Regions from separate parts of the Homo sapiens genome. Here regions 2 and 3 are each linked to region 1. The links are chromatin loops, found by intact Hi-C in ENCODE. Cell type or tissue: OCI-LY7. All regions are shown on one strand.

Region 1 (5,000 bases):
CAATTCTATCAAAATGACTCATCCGGTTTAGATAAGTAAAATAGGTCCAAGTTCTATATATCTCCCAAAATAAGCTTTGTGTAAAGTTAACAAATTTGCCAATGCCAAGAAAGGAAGGAGAAAAGCATGAACATTTTGAATGCTTTCTCTGTGCCCAGGTACTGGACTAGACAGTTTACACAGGTCCTGATATAACTTGCGTCCTTTGAAATTAAACTTATTCAGTGGAAAGAACAATATCCACAGAGTAGTTCTAAACTGATCAGCTCATAAACTGATGATTTCCCTCCCCCACCCCAATACACACACACAAAAGTACCAAAGGACTTGGTGTCTCATTCAATCTGAATTGTCAGTTCATTACTTTGAAGGGAAAACCACACACACAAAAATTAAGTTTCACGGAAGTCCAATACATTTCAAAACCCAAATGTATTTCCTATGCTCTACACCTAGCTCTAAACTTGTCTCAGATATTGAACTTGAAGGAGATTCGGTGTCATCTCAAGATTGGCCACTGCCACCCCAAAATCCCACAACAGTGACATGAAGGTTGGTGGAAAGACAAACATCTGAAATCTACCAACGTACATTGCTTTCTGATTTTATTACTGTAACTTTTTGGTGCATATTGTGTATAAACATACATTAGTTTTTAGAATGACTTCTAGCATGCATGGCTAACTATACTTGCATCACAGCGGGTTATTACTCCCACGGAGTAAGTGTGAGAATTGAAGGCAGTGAACTTCTCGAACCATATTAGTCCTTTATACTAACATCTACATTTTACCAATCCTCAAGTTCTTACAGCATGAAAATATATTTCACTGCCTCTATTTCCACGTACATTCGTAGGGGAGTTCGGCGAAATCGCTTTAAAGCACTACCCCAACTTTGAAAAGTGGAGAAGTGGGTAAGTAAATACAAGTCCTAGTCAAGCGAGCATTCCAACTACTGTACTTCCTATTCAGAATCACCCATATTAATCACCACTAAAACATCTTGCAGAATTAGATAAAGAACACAAAGCTGGGGCTCTCCTTCCAATCACCAGATTACTCAGCACTTGTTTGTCCCTCTGCAGTCAGTTGTGCACATTTCTTCTGTCTGGCCATCCTTTTAGACCGCATTCTGCCTAATAGGGACCGTGTATTCGATTTCCTTTACCTCACGATAAGGTGTTATTTTAATAAAACACTGTTGATCTAGAGTACATTCGCTAGAGGACTTTCTTAAGCAAATACCCAACCTTCCCCCCGCTCCTTTTCGCTGTGTGCAAGAAAAAGAGGACGGCAAATAGGGGAGAGTTACAGCCACCTCTGAAGTGAATAGGTAAGTTAGCGGTAAACGGGAGAATAAAAAACTACAAGTTACATTTCTCCTGTTACTGCTCCTTTAATCTACGGTCCCCGAGGCCAAAACGGATGTTTGAAAGGTAAGCTCAGAACCCCACAGATACAAATCTCCGACTCAGGCACGTAAGCTGTTCCCCCTCACAGAAGGCTGGATCAGAAGAGAAACGGGCTCCGAGACCGACCCTGGGACCGTTCAGTAGGGAAACGGCCGGGAGGCTGCCCGAGGTGGCTGACTCCCCCTTCTCCGAGTCACCCCGCCCTAAGAAGCCCCAGGTCTGGGTTCTGAAGTCCTCCAGTGAGACGGGGAGGAACAGCGGTGGCGGACACAGCGGGACCTGGGAGGGGTGTAGGGGGAAGACACAGGAGATGCGGGGGGCTTGGGATGCCCGGCTTCCTGTCATAGCTGCAGTCACTTACCCCACGGGGTAGCCGCCCCCTAGGTGCACATCTTCAGGGGCATCATAGAATTCCTCGGTGTCGCTTTCCGACGCCATTTATAGGACACACCCGCGGGTGAGGGGGCCGGCGCCGCCTGGAGGAAGGGTGACTCTTGTCTCCTCCTCGTCGACCTCCACCCGGGCGAGACTGGGGAAGTGGGTCTCGGGCGAGGCTGAGGGAGCAGACGATCTGTAGCGAGGAGACTGTTAAGGAAAGGGGGCCGCCCTCAGTTGCCGGGCTTCGGGAATGACCGGCAAAGCGGCCGCCTGAAGAGGCGGCGGTTGGTCCAGGGAATGTTGCTGCCACCGCTCCCAGTGATAGGTGTATAAGGAGCGCGAAAGAGGCGGTGGCTCCTCGCAGTAAGGGAAGAAGGGCGCGCCGGCTACAGCGGCTCCAGTTTCTCCCGCAGCAGCAATTTACAGCAGCTGGAAGAGCTAGTTGCCCGCAAAATACCGACGCGCACCTACCCTCGCGAGATTTCGGAGGGGCGGTAATACGTGGGCGGGGCGAAGAGGTGGCGGGGGCGGTTCCAGAGAGGCAGCGCTCCGATTACTTCGGCCCGAGAAGCCTATCAAAACGGCGCAAGCGCGTTGAGGGCGTTCGGTGAGGGCCGGAAGTAGCCGAGAAGGGAGGGGGTGAGCCTCCCGAAGGGAGGAGTCTAGGACCTGCGCAGGAGCAGCGTGGTGCCCTGGCTCTGAGAGCGCGCGGCCGACGTAGGTGGGGTCAGGCAGAAAGTCTTACTCCCTAACTCTGCAGTTCCAAAGAGACGCGTTTTGAGAGGGGTGATTTTGAGTCGGTCTTTTACTTGTAAAGAAATACTCTCGGGAAACGTTGGTGTGGACATTTTGGCGTATATTTACGATGTCTTACTATCCAAGCCCGGAATGTCCCACCCTAGGGCGTCGGCAGGTCCACCACCTCTGGCGTTACGAGAATAACTCGCCCTTATTCACTACGAGATCTCTAATTGAGATCCCTAGATATGATCCTGCCGGCCAGAGGGTGGGGTCCTTGAGATATACACGGGGAGTGTGCCAGTTCCATGGTGTAATGATGGATTTATTGCTGGAGCTGAGCCAGTATTAGGCCTCCGGTTACTTTTTCTCCGCACATGTCTGTCGCTGCCAACACAGTGTGAGAGAAGTTCTTACATACTGCCCAAGATGTGCGTCAGCTAAATGGTAAATATTTATTGAGCAGATATCATTGCAAGCCTACGAGCTAATGGCTTAATTCTGATCCTCAACTGCCCAGCGTCCGGTGATAAAAATAGAAAGGTACTTTTTAAAAAACCGAGATGTTCCTTCTTAAACCACGGGTCATTGACCATCAAGGTGATAACATTGACTTTCAGTATGATCACACAGCATATTTATTTCTCCAACTGACATCATGATAGGCATTTTGAGCTGTTCGTGCAGCCTCAATTAGTATTCAAGAAAAGGCTGGATTGGAGCCAGGGGTATGGTCTCAGAGAAACTGGAAAGGGGCTCTAGACTTTGTCAAGCAATCAGGGCAAGGTCTGCTGTGGTCTAGTGGACTTGGGTAAAAACCAAATGTCATATACTGTATATTCTATAATACCCCAGGGAGTTTAGGGAAAACACTGCGTAATCAAATATATTAATATTTTTGCAGCAAGATATATGATTGTTCATACGGGATAAATAAATACAAGTAAATAGCCTCATTCAGTTTGAGTCAGACGCTTCTGCCAAATAAGTTTAAGATAGATCTATTTGACTGTCAAATAAATTACTAAAAAAAAAAAAAAACAGAAACTTGGTTTCCAGAGCTTTTGAAGTTTCAGAATTGGAGACAAGGGATTTGTGGATCCTTGTGAGGGTATGACTTTTGTCAAACCTAAAAATTATTAGGTTTTATGTGTCTTAAACATGTTAATTAACTTCCTAGGTATAAAAATGTAACTCAAAGTACTAACTTTTAAAAACGTTTTGCTCACTAAGATAGGTTTTTTTGTTTTCTTTTTGGATTATGGAAAGATACCAGATATAAGGTAGGGAAATATATATTTATGGAAAGATGTTAACTACCTGAATGTATTCTCTTCCTAGATATCTAATAGTGAATTTATGGCTTCCAAAGAAAAAAAAGTTAGTTTTCTCTATATGATAGAGGTGTTAGTTCCAGGCGCGGTGGCTCACGCCCGTAATCCCTGCACTTTGGGAGGCCGAGGCAGGCGGATTTCTTGAGCTCAAGAGTTTCAGACCAGCCTGGGCAACATGGTGAAACCCTGTCTCTACAAAAAATTCAAAATTTAACTGGGTGTGGTGGCATGTGCCTATGGTCTCAACTACTGTGGAGGCTGAGGTGGGAGAATCGCTTGAGCCCAGGAGGTTGAGGCTACAGTGAGCTGAGATAGCACCACTACACTCCAGACTGGGCAGCAGAGCCACACCCTGTCTCTCACACACACACACAAAAAACAACAGCAACAACAAAAACAAAATGCCGTGTGTGGAAACCAGTCGCTCAGTTCAGTAAACATATACAATTTGGTGTCATGAAGCGTTCTAGATGCTGAGGACAATTGACAGATTAAAAAGACAACTAGATCCGGCGCGGTGGCTCACACCTGTAATCCTAACACTTTGGAAGGCCGAGGTGCGCAGATCACTTGAGGTCAGGAGTTCGAGACCAGTCTGGCCAACATGGCAAAATCCTGTCTCTACTAAAAATACAAAAGTTAGGGGGGCGTGGTGGCACTTGCCTGTTGTCCCAGCTACTCGGGAGGCTGAGGTAGGAGAATTGCTTGAACCTGGGAGGCGGAGGTTGCAGTGAGCTGAGATCCCGCCGCTGCATTCCAGCCTGGGCGACAGAGGGAGACTCTGTCTCAAAAACAACAACAACAACAACAACAAAAACAAAACAGAAAAAGACAACTTAAGTTTCTGCCTACAAAAAGCTAATAATCTAGCAGTGGAGACAAATACGGAGTCCTAGTTTGGTGCTCTGTTTTTTTTCAATATACCATATCAGCTCTCTTGGACCTTTTAAGCTGCCTTAAACATTATACTTAGAAAAAGGTAAAATGGATAGGAATGATAAACTGGTAACATTTTTAGAGCTTTTAAAGTTTCCGTTTAAATGCTTTTATCAATTGCATGAGAAAGCCAATTGCTAGAATGAATTGCTGGAAACGTTAAAACACATATAAATACTGCCCATCGTCACTTTTTTTTG
Region 2 (5,000 bases), 130 kb after region 1:
TTTTTAGTAGAGATGGGGTTTCACCGTGTTAGCCAGGATGGTCCGGATCTCCTGACCTCGTGATCCGCCCGCCTCAGCCTCCCAAAGTGCTGGGATTACAGGCGTGATCCACTGCGCCTGGCCATAAAGACGGGGTTATTCTCAAGTTACAAATGAGGATACTGAGGCCCAGGGTGGTGTGGCAACTAATTGTTCAGAGGCACAGATAGAAAATGGTAGACCTGCCTGAATGTAATGTGAAAGATTGCATAAGGAGTCTCCTTGCTTATACCAACACTTGGTACAATCAGCCTGTAGTGTGTTGATAAGTGTTCAACAACTGGATCTCCAAGGAAGAAATAAAGGGCCCTCAGCTCCAGGCAAGATGGAGTAAGCATGCTTCCACCCACCATTTCCTACTGGACAGAATTCATGGGGCAGCTATTTGAAGATGCTGAAAAGTAGATAGTAGCAGGCCGTTTGGGGAAGAAAACCTGAATTCAAATATTACCAAATCGATGGTGAGTTTACTCCCACCCCCCAATCTACCCACCCCTCCATCTCCAAGATATTCCCCAGCCTAAACACAACACAGCCTGAAACGTGAAAGTAGGCATCAGCACAGAGAAAGCTCCAAGAAGAACTCAGTCTGAAACCTGAAAGTAGGCATCAGCACAGAGAAAGCTCCAAGAAGAACTCTCTCTCTCTCCCTCCCTCCCTCCCTCCCTCTCTCTCTCTCTCTCTCTTTCTTTTTTGAGACAGGATCCCACTCTGTTGCCCAGGCTGGGGTGCAGATGTGCTATTATGGCTCACTGCAGCCTTGGGCTCAGGTGATCTTCCATCTCAGCCTCCTGGGTAGCTGGGACTACAGGCTCACCCCATCACACCTGGCTAATATTTTAATACTTTTTTGGTAGAAACAGGGTTTTTCCACGTTGCCCAAGCTGGTCTCTAACTCCTAGGCTCCAAGCAATCCTCCCAACTCAGCCTCCCAAAGTTCTGGAACTACAGGTGTGAGCCCTGCACCTGGCCCCCTTCACCTTTCTGTGTAAGCAGTAAAACGAGTACAATGAAAGTGCATACTTCACAAGGTTATTGAGAGGATTAAAGGAGATAATACATTAAAATGCTCAATAATTATTGGCTATTATTAATATTGGGTCAATTTAATTTAGTGATTCCTGTGAGCTAGGCCCTATAGGGCTATGGAATGGATATCTTGTAGTTATAATGCCCATAGATGATTGTGTGTAAATACGCACACACACACACACCCAATCTTGGGGTGTTTTGGGGAACTCACTGACAGCACTACCTTCTCTCCCTGAGACACTGACCTGCCTCCTGGTCTCTGCAGCATTGCAGGGTGAGGAGCCACTGTCTTGATCTACTTTAAAACACTGGACCATGCTTATTGGACTATACTGAAGAGAAATTAATGAGCATGCAGTTAATCTCTGCAGATTGACTGAGGGCTCTGTCACTTTCTGCTTATAGCTTGTAGTCCTCAGTTCTTTTCAAGTTAATAGCTTGTGACTTTTTGGTCACTCTTTCTGTGGGCTGGGCTGACTGCTCACCCGGCTTCTCTGCAGGAGCAGCATGTGCATTGTTTCTGTTGCAAATGGTTCCTGGAGCTAGAATTAAGAGAAGTGGTTTTGCTGATACATTTTTGTGGTTTGTCTAACACCTTCTTTCTATAGCAACACATCGCCTCTAGTTTTCCTCTTTGGGTGTCTGTTTGTGTTTTTAATTTCCTTTTTGTAGAGTCTTTTTTGATTAAAAATTTCTCCATGCTCAAAAGATGTTGAAATTCCATTTTAGCGTTTTGATAAGGGGTGGCTATAATATTTGATATTCAAAGCAGCAGCAGCAGCAGCAGCAGCAAAGCTCTTCATGTGATACGATACTGTTTGACATGCCCCAGCTTCTGTTGCCTTTTAAAAGACAGCATGGTGTGGTAAACAGAGCTCTTCACTGGCAGTCAGAAAAACTGATGTCAAGTCCAGTATCTGCTCCTCCCTTCCCTGGATTCATAGGGCAAGTCACATCACGGCTCTGCTGCTGAGTTTCTGTTATTTGAATACATTGAGGCTAGGGGCCACAGCAGCAGAGATGAGCTAAGGCCACAAGTGGAGCATATGGATACCAGCAACTGCAGAGGAAAATCTCAGTGACTGGCAAGAGCACATGATGCAGCCTGGGCCCCTGCTGGGGAAACCGAGGGATTTAAGGAGCTGGTTTCTGGCCAGTCTCCCTTTGCTTTTCCTCCCCCAGGTTGGTGAAAGTGCTAAAAACATGAGTTCACTGTGAAACACGGAGGCTTGAGGCAGATCATTACGGAAGCCTCTTAGCTCCAAAATTTGGGGTTTACCATAGGAGGGACTGGACTAAGGCAGGTGCAGGAATATTGGTGAAGCTGCTGCTGTTATCTTGGGGGCCCCAGGCAGGAGGAACAAAAATCAACTTATTTAATCTTGCAGTTTTCGTTTCCTCATTTCTGAAATGGGGATAATAATACCTCCTCGGCTTGGTGCTCAGTGCAGCTGTGAGGAGCAAATGTGAGAGCGGCTGCGAATGTGGTCCTGGTAGCACTCCCAAGCAGAAACATAAGCCATGTCAAGGTCCCATCTGGGAAAATCTGCTCCTTTCCTGGTCTTCCCCCTCTGGGCATCAGAACTTTAACTGCATTTGCCAGGTGGAGTCCATACAGTTCAGCTAACAGTACTTTAACACAACAAAAAGACTTAGCTAAAAATGACTCAATGCAGGCAACATAACTCTTAGGCTGCAAGCGATCCTCCCAACTCACAACATAACATAATTATCTACAACAAACCACAGATCCTATATTGGCAGGTTTTAATTTTTTTTTTTTTGACACAAGTTCTCGCTCTGTTGCCCAGGCTGGAGTGCAGTGGTGCAAGCTTAGTTCACTGCAACCTCCGCCTCTCAGGCTCAAGTGATCCTCCCACCTCAGCCTCCCAAGTAGCTGGGACTATAGGCATGTGCCACCATGCTTGGCTAAATTTTTTTTCTTTTAATTTTTGTGGAGACTAGGTTTCACTATATTACCCAGGCTGTTTTTGAGCTCCTGGGCTCAAGTGATACTCCCATTTCAGCTTCCCGAAGTGTTGGGATTGCAGGCATGAGCCACTGTGCCCTGCCAAGTTCTAATGTTATTTTCAATTTCCTCTTCAGTAAGGAATTGGGGAAGACCCCTATCTTTTGTGATTAGGAAATTGTTGCTGTTCTGGTGTATTCTGGATTTCTATCTTTTTCTCTTTGTCTAAGTCCTACATGTTCTCTTCTGTGTGTTCCCTGCTGTTTTTGTCTCATGCTAAGCTGCACTGAGATGGGTCTTTTTTTGGTATAAAGACACTCGTTAATTAATACAAGAAATTCACAGTCATTCAGCAAACATTTATTGTGTCGGCCATGTGCCACGCACTATGCTGGAGAGTGGGAATACAGAGATTTTTTTAAAAGTTCTCATCTTTTAGGCCTTTATAGTTTAGCAGAAGAGCCAAACAATTATAGTAGTGAGATAAGTGCTCTGATCATTTCATAGAGGGCCATAGGAGAGTACAACATAGTTGGGTATATTGATGGGGCTGGTCCCAGGGAAGCTGAATCTGAGTTGAGGTCAAAGGAGTAGTTGGAGTTTCCCTGGAGAAGGGGGCTAGGAGAAAGATTTTCTAGGCAAAGGCAGCATTATTTGCCAAGGTATTGGGGCACTGAAGGGCGTAGCATTTACAGGGAGCTTTAATAGCTTGGCTAAGTCAAAAGTAGGGATTAAGGAAGGTGTGGAGTGATGGGAGATGAGACTGAAGGAACAAGAAGGGGCTGGGGCATGAAGAGCCTTGGACATCCTGCTGGAAGAGAGTGGGAAACTAGTGGAGAGTTTTAAATAGGGAATCAACATGATCAGGTTTGTGTTTTTGAGAATAAGGTATTAAAAGAGGACTCAAGATGCTCAAGCACAATGCATCGAACACAGTCAGGAAATGTGACAGAAACCCACAGTTTCTATCCAGGAGATGGCAAGATGATTGGCTATAAGGCAGTAGCAGTGGGGATGGAGATCCAAACTTGTTCCTGTTGTCTTGGTCCAAGTAGTAACTGGGGTCTTACAGCAATATTGGCTAAGTGCTGCAGTGGTCGGGGCTTATAAGAATGGAGAAAAGGCCCTGGATTTGTCTTAAAGGAAGTCACTGGTTCCAGGGTGAAGGATGTGGATAGCAGGGAGTGATGATGGCAGTGCTTTCATATGCAGAGTCCAGGAGAGATTCAGCAAGGTACAGTATGTTGAGGTCAAGTCCATGATAGTTAATTTTTTGTGTTGTTTTTATTGTATCAAAGAGCACAAAATGGTGTTTGTGTTTTATTTGGCCTATACAACATTCCAAACATTTTGAGTCAACAATGAAAAACCAGGAGATTTTACAATTTACAAACTCACATTTCTGGTTTCTCTTGAAAAATCCAGACGCTCTGGCAACACTAGGCCTGCATTAGTTCATGTGGGTCAGCTGGAGCGGAGTAGCTACTGCACCCTTTAGATGGACTGTTTGCTCTCTAATCAACCACACACCCACCCCTCACACCGTGTATGCAGATGCACTCACACTCTGCCTGCTTAGCCAGGGTGGGCTTTGAGTTTGTAATCCCCAGGTTATCTCAGGCCTAGCTATTTTTTTTTTTTTGAGACGGAGTCTCGCTCTGTTGCCCAGGCTGGAGTGCAGTGGCGCGATCTCAGCTCACTGCAAGCTCCGCCTCCCGGGTTCATGCCATTCTCCTGCCTCAGCCTCCCGAGTAGCTGGGACTACAGGTGCCCGCCACCACACCTGGCTAATTTTTTTGTGTTTTTAGTAGAGACAGAGTTTCACCGTGTTAGCCAGGATGGTCTCCATCTCCTGACCTCGTGATCCACCCGTCTCGGCCTCCCAAAGTGCTGGGATTACAGGCCTGAGCCACCGCCCCCGGCCTCTCAGGCCTAACTTTAAAGGTGACTTGCAGCAGCC
Region 3 (5,000 bases), 260 kb before region 1:
AACAAGAGCGAAACTCTGTCTCAAAAAAAAAAAAAAAAAAAAAAATTCTGTTCCTCAGCTGAACCAGCCCCAGTTGAAGTCTCAATAGCCACATGTGGCTGGTGGCTGCTATATTGAACAACACAAGTGCAGAACATTTACATAATTGGAAAAAGTTCAATTGGAACTTATATATTTATCTTCTTAAATACATAAAGCAAATATTAACGAACATGAAAGGAGAAATATATTGCAATAGAAAAATAGAGGACTTCAATACCCCACTTTCAACAATGGACAGATCAACCAGACAGAAAAGTAATAAGGAAACATTGGACTTGAACTACACTTAGACCAAATAGACCTAACAGACATATACAGAACATTCCATCCAACAGCAACAGAATATCCATTCTTTTCATGAGCACATAGAATAGTCTCCAGAATAGACCATATATGTTAGGCCACACAACAAGCCCTAAGAATTATAAGAAGACTGAAATCATATCAAGTGTTGTTTCCAACCACAATGGAATGAAACTAGAAATCAATCACAGGAGAAACCGTGGAAAATTCAAAATAGGTGGAAATTAAACATGTTCCTGAGTCAAAAAAGAAAAGGGAAAATTTAAAATATCTTGAGACAAATGACAATGAAAACACAACATACCAAAACCTATGGAATGCAACAGCAGTTCTAAGAGGGAAGTTTATAGTAATGAATACCTCCATTAAAAAATAAGAAAGATCTCAAATAAATAGCATCTTTGTATTATAACACCAAAACTCACATGGTGCAGTTGATAGGAACGTCATCTTCATGGGTCATATTTGTGAGAACTCGGAAGAGTTGCATAAGAATTACAGGTAGAAACTGTATCATGACTTGGATCTCCATGGCATGCAAACACTAAAATTAAGTCATTATTAGTTATGAAAACAAACAGAAATATGATAAAATTTGCAAATGTGAAACAGCAAAAAAATTAAGTAGTGAGAAATACATTGACTAGCATATAAGCTCAATTAAAAGTGAGCTTTCCATTGGATAGGGGGCTTTTTTGTTAATTACTTAATCCACACCTCTATTTGGCACTCAGATTTTGTTATTTAACATTAAACACTTTACTAAAGCTAATAAGTATAATTTGGATAAACAGTTTTTAGAAAATTGACAACTGACTCCTGGTAAACCAACACTCAATTGCCTGGGGCAGTGGGGAGGAACAGATGTTTGGAGATGATACTGGAGATGCATCTACTAACCCCCAGGCATTCTGTATGTTCTGCAGGGGAATGTGGGCATCAGTTAATCTGGTGACAAGTTAAGTGGAATGCAATAAAGAGTGGTTCTATATGTAATTGGCTCTACACCATCACCACTACAAAACGGAAGCACTTTTGCAGTCTAAGAATCTCACAATACATTTCCTTCAAAGTGCTAACACTGTGTCTCCAATGATAAGTGCGTTACAAACATCAAAAAGAAGAAACGTGATCATATATACAGAGAAATAATACAAACAGTGAAAGTTGTTCAATTTCTTTCTTCTTTCTTCCCTTCTCTCCACATCATTCACTCACTCAACCAGCTAACCAAAAAAAAAAAAAAAAAAAAAAAAAAAAGGAAACAAACCTCGCTGAGCATCTTTCTATATCAATTCAATGTGTAGTGCTAGGGGAAATAGAGAGGTGGATAAATCAAGTCTCTGTACTTAAAAAACTCATAAATTCTCTTTCCCAGATTCCCTGACTTTTGCCACTATCTGTCTTCAAGACCCTCTAATCAATAACCAAAATAGTATAAATCATTTTCTTTTTAGCAGGTCTCTGTACAATTTCTCTTTACTCTCCATACATCCAACTCTCATTTCTAAATTAATCTTCCTCAAATACTCGTTACATTAGACCACCTCCTGCCAAGATTTTTTCGATGTCTCCCCATAGCCTATGGCAGTGGTTCTCAACCAGGGGCCATTTTGTTCCCGACAGATTTGGCAATGTCTGGAAACAGTTTTGGTGGTCACAACCAGGGAGTGATACTGACATCTAGTGGTCAGAGGCCAGCAATGCTGCTAAATATCCTACGACGCACACACAGACCCTCACGGACAAAGAATAACTCTACCTCAAAATGTCAATAGTGCGAAGATTGAGAAATCCTGGCGTAGAGTATCAAGACCAAGTTATTTCAGACCTAACTGACATTTTCAGCCTAAACAATCATCACTGTTCTCTACAAGGCCAAACTGGTATCTCTGGTTTCTTCACTGTTCTTGAATATATCATATACTTTCCTGCCTTTGTGTCTGTTCATCGTTTTTAGCCAAATCCTGGCTACTCTTTCAAGGCAAGTACAAATCCCCACTTCAGTGAAACCATTCATTTTCTCATTCGACAAAGGGCAAACAAATGAACTTCCAATAGCCAAGCACACCAAAAACAAAAGTAAACCCAAACAAATAAAGGCCATGGTTTCTACCATCAAGTAGTTCACAGTGTACAGGGGATAAACACATGGAACTAAATAATTGCAATATCAACAGTAAATAGCATGATCATGGAATATACAAAATGCACAAAGAAGCAACTGAGTGTGCAAGTGGGTAGGGAATGTCTGGTAAGGCCTCAGAGATGAGAAAGGGTAAATGATAAATAGAATAGTGCCAGGTAGAAAAGAGAGATGGGCATTCCCTGCTACCAGTAGCAGTCCTCTGTAATTTATTCTCAACATGACAGCCAGAGTGTTCTTTCTGAAATGCAAATTAGACATTGCCATCTTTCTGTTGTTAAAAAACAAAACAAAACAAAACAAACTACCACGAACAAAGAGCTATCATAAGCTTCCATGCCTACGACATACCCGGCCTGTCCCGCCAAACCTGTCACTTGCCATCCTCCCCTCACAATGCACACTGTACTATAGCTACACGGTCTTTTATTTTTCTGTCCTTCAAACATGCTGATGTAAGGTGTTTACACCTACTGTGATATTCTGTTATCCTTTTACACGACTTTACCCCCTAAGGTTGTCTTCCTCTCATCCTTTCAGCTTGAAATGCTATTTCCCCCAATAGGCCTTCCCTGACAACTCTATGTAGAATACACTCCTGGTCATGTTGGATCTCATTAACCTGCTCTTTTCTTCATGGCACTCACTTATAATCTCTCTACCACAACTAGAAAAGGTATGCTGTCTAAACTGTTCCCCATTTGATTCATAGCATCCAGAACAATGTCTGGCCCATACTACATGGTCAATAAATATTTGGTGACTTACTGAATAAATGAATAAAATAAGAAAGTAGGCCGGGCGCGGCAGCTCACACCTGTAATCCCAGCACTTTGGGAGGCTGAGGTAGGCGGATTACTTGAACTCAGGAGTTCGAGACCAGCCTGGCCAACATGGTGAAACCCTGTCTCTACTAAAAATACAAAAATTAGCCAGGCATATTGGTGCATGCCTGTAATCCCAGCTACTTGGGAGGCTGAGGCAGGAGAATAGCTTGAACCCGGGAGGCAGAGGTTGCAGTGAGCTGAGTTCATACCATTGCACTCCAGCCTGGGCAACAGAGTGAGACTCTGTCTCCAAAAAAAAAAAGACAGGAGCCCTCTAGTCTACAGTAGTTCCTCAGTTCACCGAACCCTCAGCACTTGTGCCCTGTATCACATACTGGACATTTAATCATATATTGCTTTGAACTATTAATTGTATTATTGACAGACTGTCATTTAACTTATGTATGTCCTGTCTCTTCAGTTAGACTGTAAGTTCCCCTATGGACAATAACCCTAAATTATTCTTCTCTGTAAGCCTCAAAGAGCTAGGAAAATACTAAATATATAACAAGAGCTCAACAAGTGGATGGTAAATGAATTCTTGAAACAATGTCATTTATAGGAACAAGAGATAGCAAGGTGTGGTAGAAAGAACATGGGACTTGTCATAGTCTCACCCCAGTTCTGCTACTAACCAGTTGAATGTCTACAGGCAAGTCACCTCTACTTGGGCCCCAGCTTCCTCATCTGTTAAAAAAAAAAAAAAAAAAAAAAGTCTTGGCCGGGCATGGTGGCTCACACCTGTAATGCCAGCACTTTAGGAGGCCCAGGTGGGCGGATCACCTGAGGTGAGGAGTTCAAGACCAGCCTGGCCAACATGGCAAAACCCCATCTCTACTAAAAAATACAAAAAAAAAAAAAAAATTAGCTGGGCATGGTGGCGGGCGCCTGTAGTCCCAGCTACTCGGGAGGCTGAGGCAGGAGAATTACTTTAACCCAGGAGGCGGAGGTTGCAGTGAGCTGAGATTACGCCACTGCACTCCAGCCTGGGCGACAGAGTGAGACCCTGTCTCAAAAAAAGAAAGAAAGAAAAAAAGTCTTAAGAATCCTTTTCAGCACTAAGGTTATATAGAGGAGCTTGGCTATTTCTGAAATCACATGGTATTTCATTGACTACCACTAGAGGGAGAGCGTAGGTCACATAAATACCAGAAATTCCACATCTTCAGAAAAACAAATACGAGAACTTTTCTATTTTAAGAATACCCGTATATATGAAAATGATGTTCTTTTCCATTCCACTTGATTGAAACTTTTATAAAACTTTCCCATGTGAAGAACAAACCTTAACAAAGCATTCATACATATTGAAGTCCTAGATATTTACCTGAGGAAAGGATTTAAAAGTTAGATGATTATCATACTTTTTTCTTTTTTTTTTTTTTTTGAGACAGGGTCTCGCTGTGGCCCAGGCTGGAGTACAGTGGCATGATCACAGTTTACTGGAGACTCAACCTCCCAGGCTCAAACGATCCTCCCACCTCAGCCTCCTAAGTAGCTGAGATTACAGGTGTGTGCCACTATGCCCGGCTAATTTTTGTATTTTTTTATAGAGATGGGTTTCACCATGTTGATCAGGCTGGTCTCGAACTCCTGGGCTCAAGCAATCTGCCTGCCTGGGCCTCCCAAGGTGCTGGGATTACAGGCATGAGCCATTGCACCTGGCCTATTATACGTCTTAA

The links. Peaks named below come from ENCODE experiments on the same cell type or tissue, not always from the same donor. Only the 100,000 strongest peaks of a DNase experiment are listed, where the experiment ranks them.
Region 2: a loop joins it to region 1, with 4 times the contacts of the local background. A loop is called at or near these places in 2 of 110 quality-filtered maps.
Region 3: it touches region 1 in a loop (2.0-fold over the local background); 3 of 110 quality-filtered maps call a loop at or near these places.

What each region holds. Positions count from the first base shown.
Region 1 is chrX:118,343,356-118,348,355 of GRCh38, reverse strand. It overlaps WDR44 (WD repeat domain 44), which reads right to left and starts at 2,250. Exons shown (of 20, transcript NM_019045.5): 1 at 1,776-2,250. The coding sequence starts at 1,852. RefSeq lists enhancers at 1-79, 1,575-2,118, 2,660-2,709, 2,900-3,019. In OCI-LY7, CTCF peaks have their summits at 1,695 and 1,896 (motif pointing left); DNase peaks (open chromatin) are centred at 1,855 and 2,365; H3K4me3 peaks cover 3,246 bases; H3K27ac peaks cover 2,066 bases.
Region 2 is chrX:118,209,571-118,214,570 of GRCh38, reverse strand. No RefSeq gene overlaps it. Among named protein-coding and RNA genes, the nearest start is that of KLHL13, 95 kb to the right of the region's middle. RefSeq lists an enhancer at 2,761-2,830. In OCI-LY7, no CTCF peak of the experiment used is centred here; DNase peaks (open chromatin) are centred at 1,590 and 2,500; H3K4me3 peaks cover 1,751 bases; H3K27ac peaks cover 1,789 bases.
Region 3 is chrX:118,601,127-118,606,126 of GRCh38, reverse strand. It overlaps DOCK11 (dedicator of cytokinesis 11), which reads right to left. Exons shown (of 53, transcript NM_144658.4): 24 at 771-889. Among named protein-coding and RNA genes, the nearest start is that of DOCK11, 110 kb to the right of the region's middle. In OCI-LY7, CTCF peaks have their summits at 1,832, 2,033 (motif pointing left) and 4,455 (motif pointing right); DNase peaks (open chromatin) are centred at 2,016 and 4,446.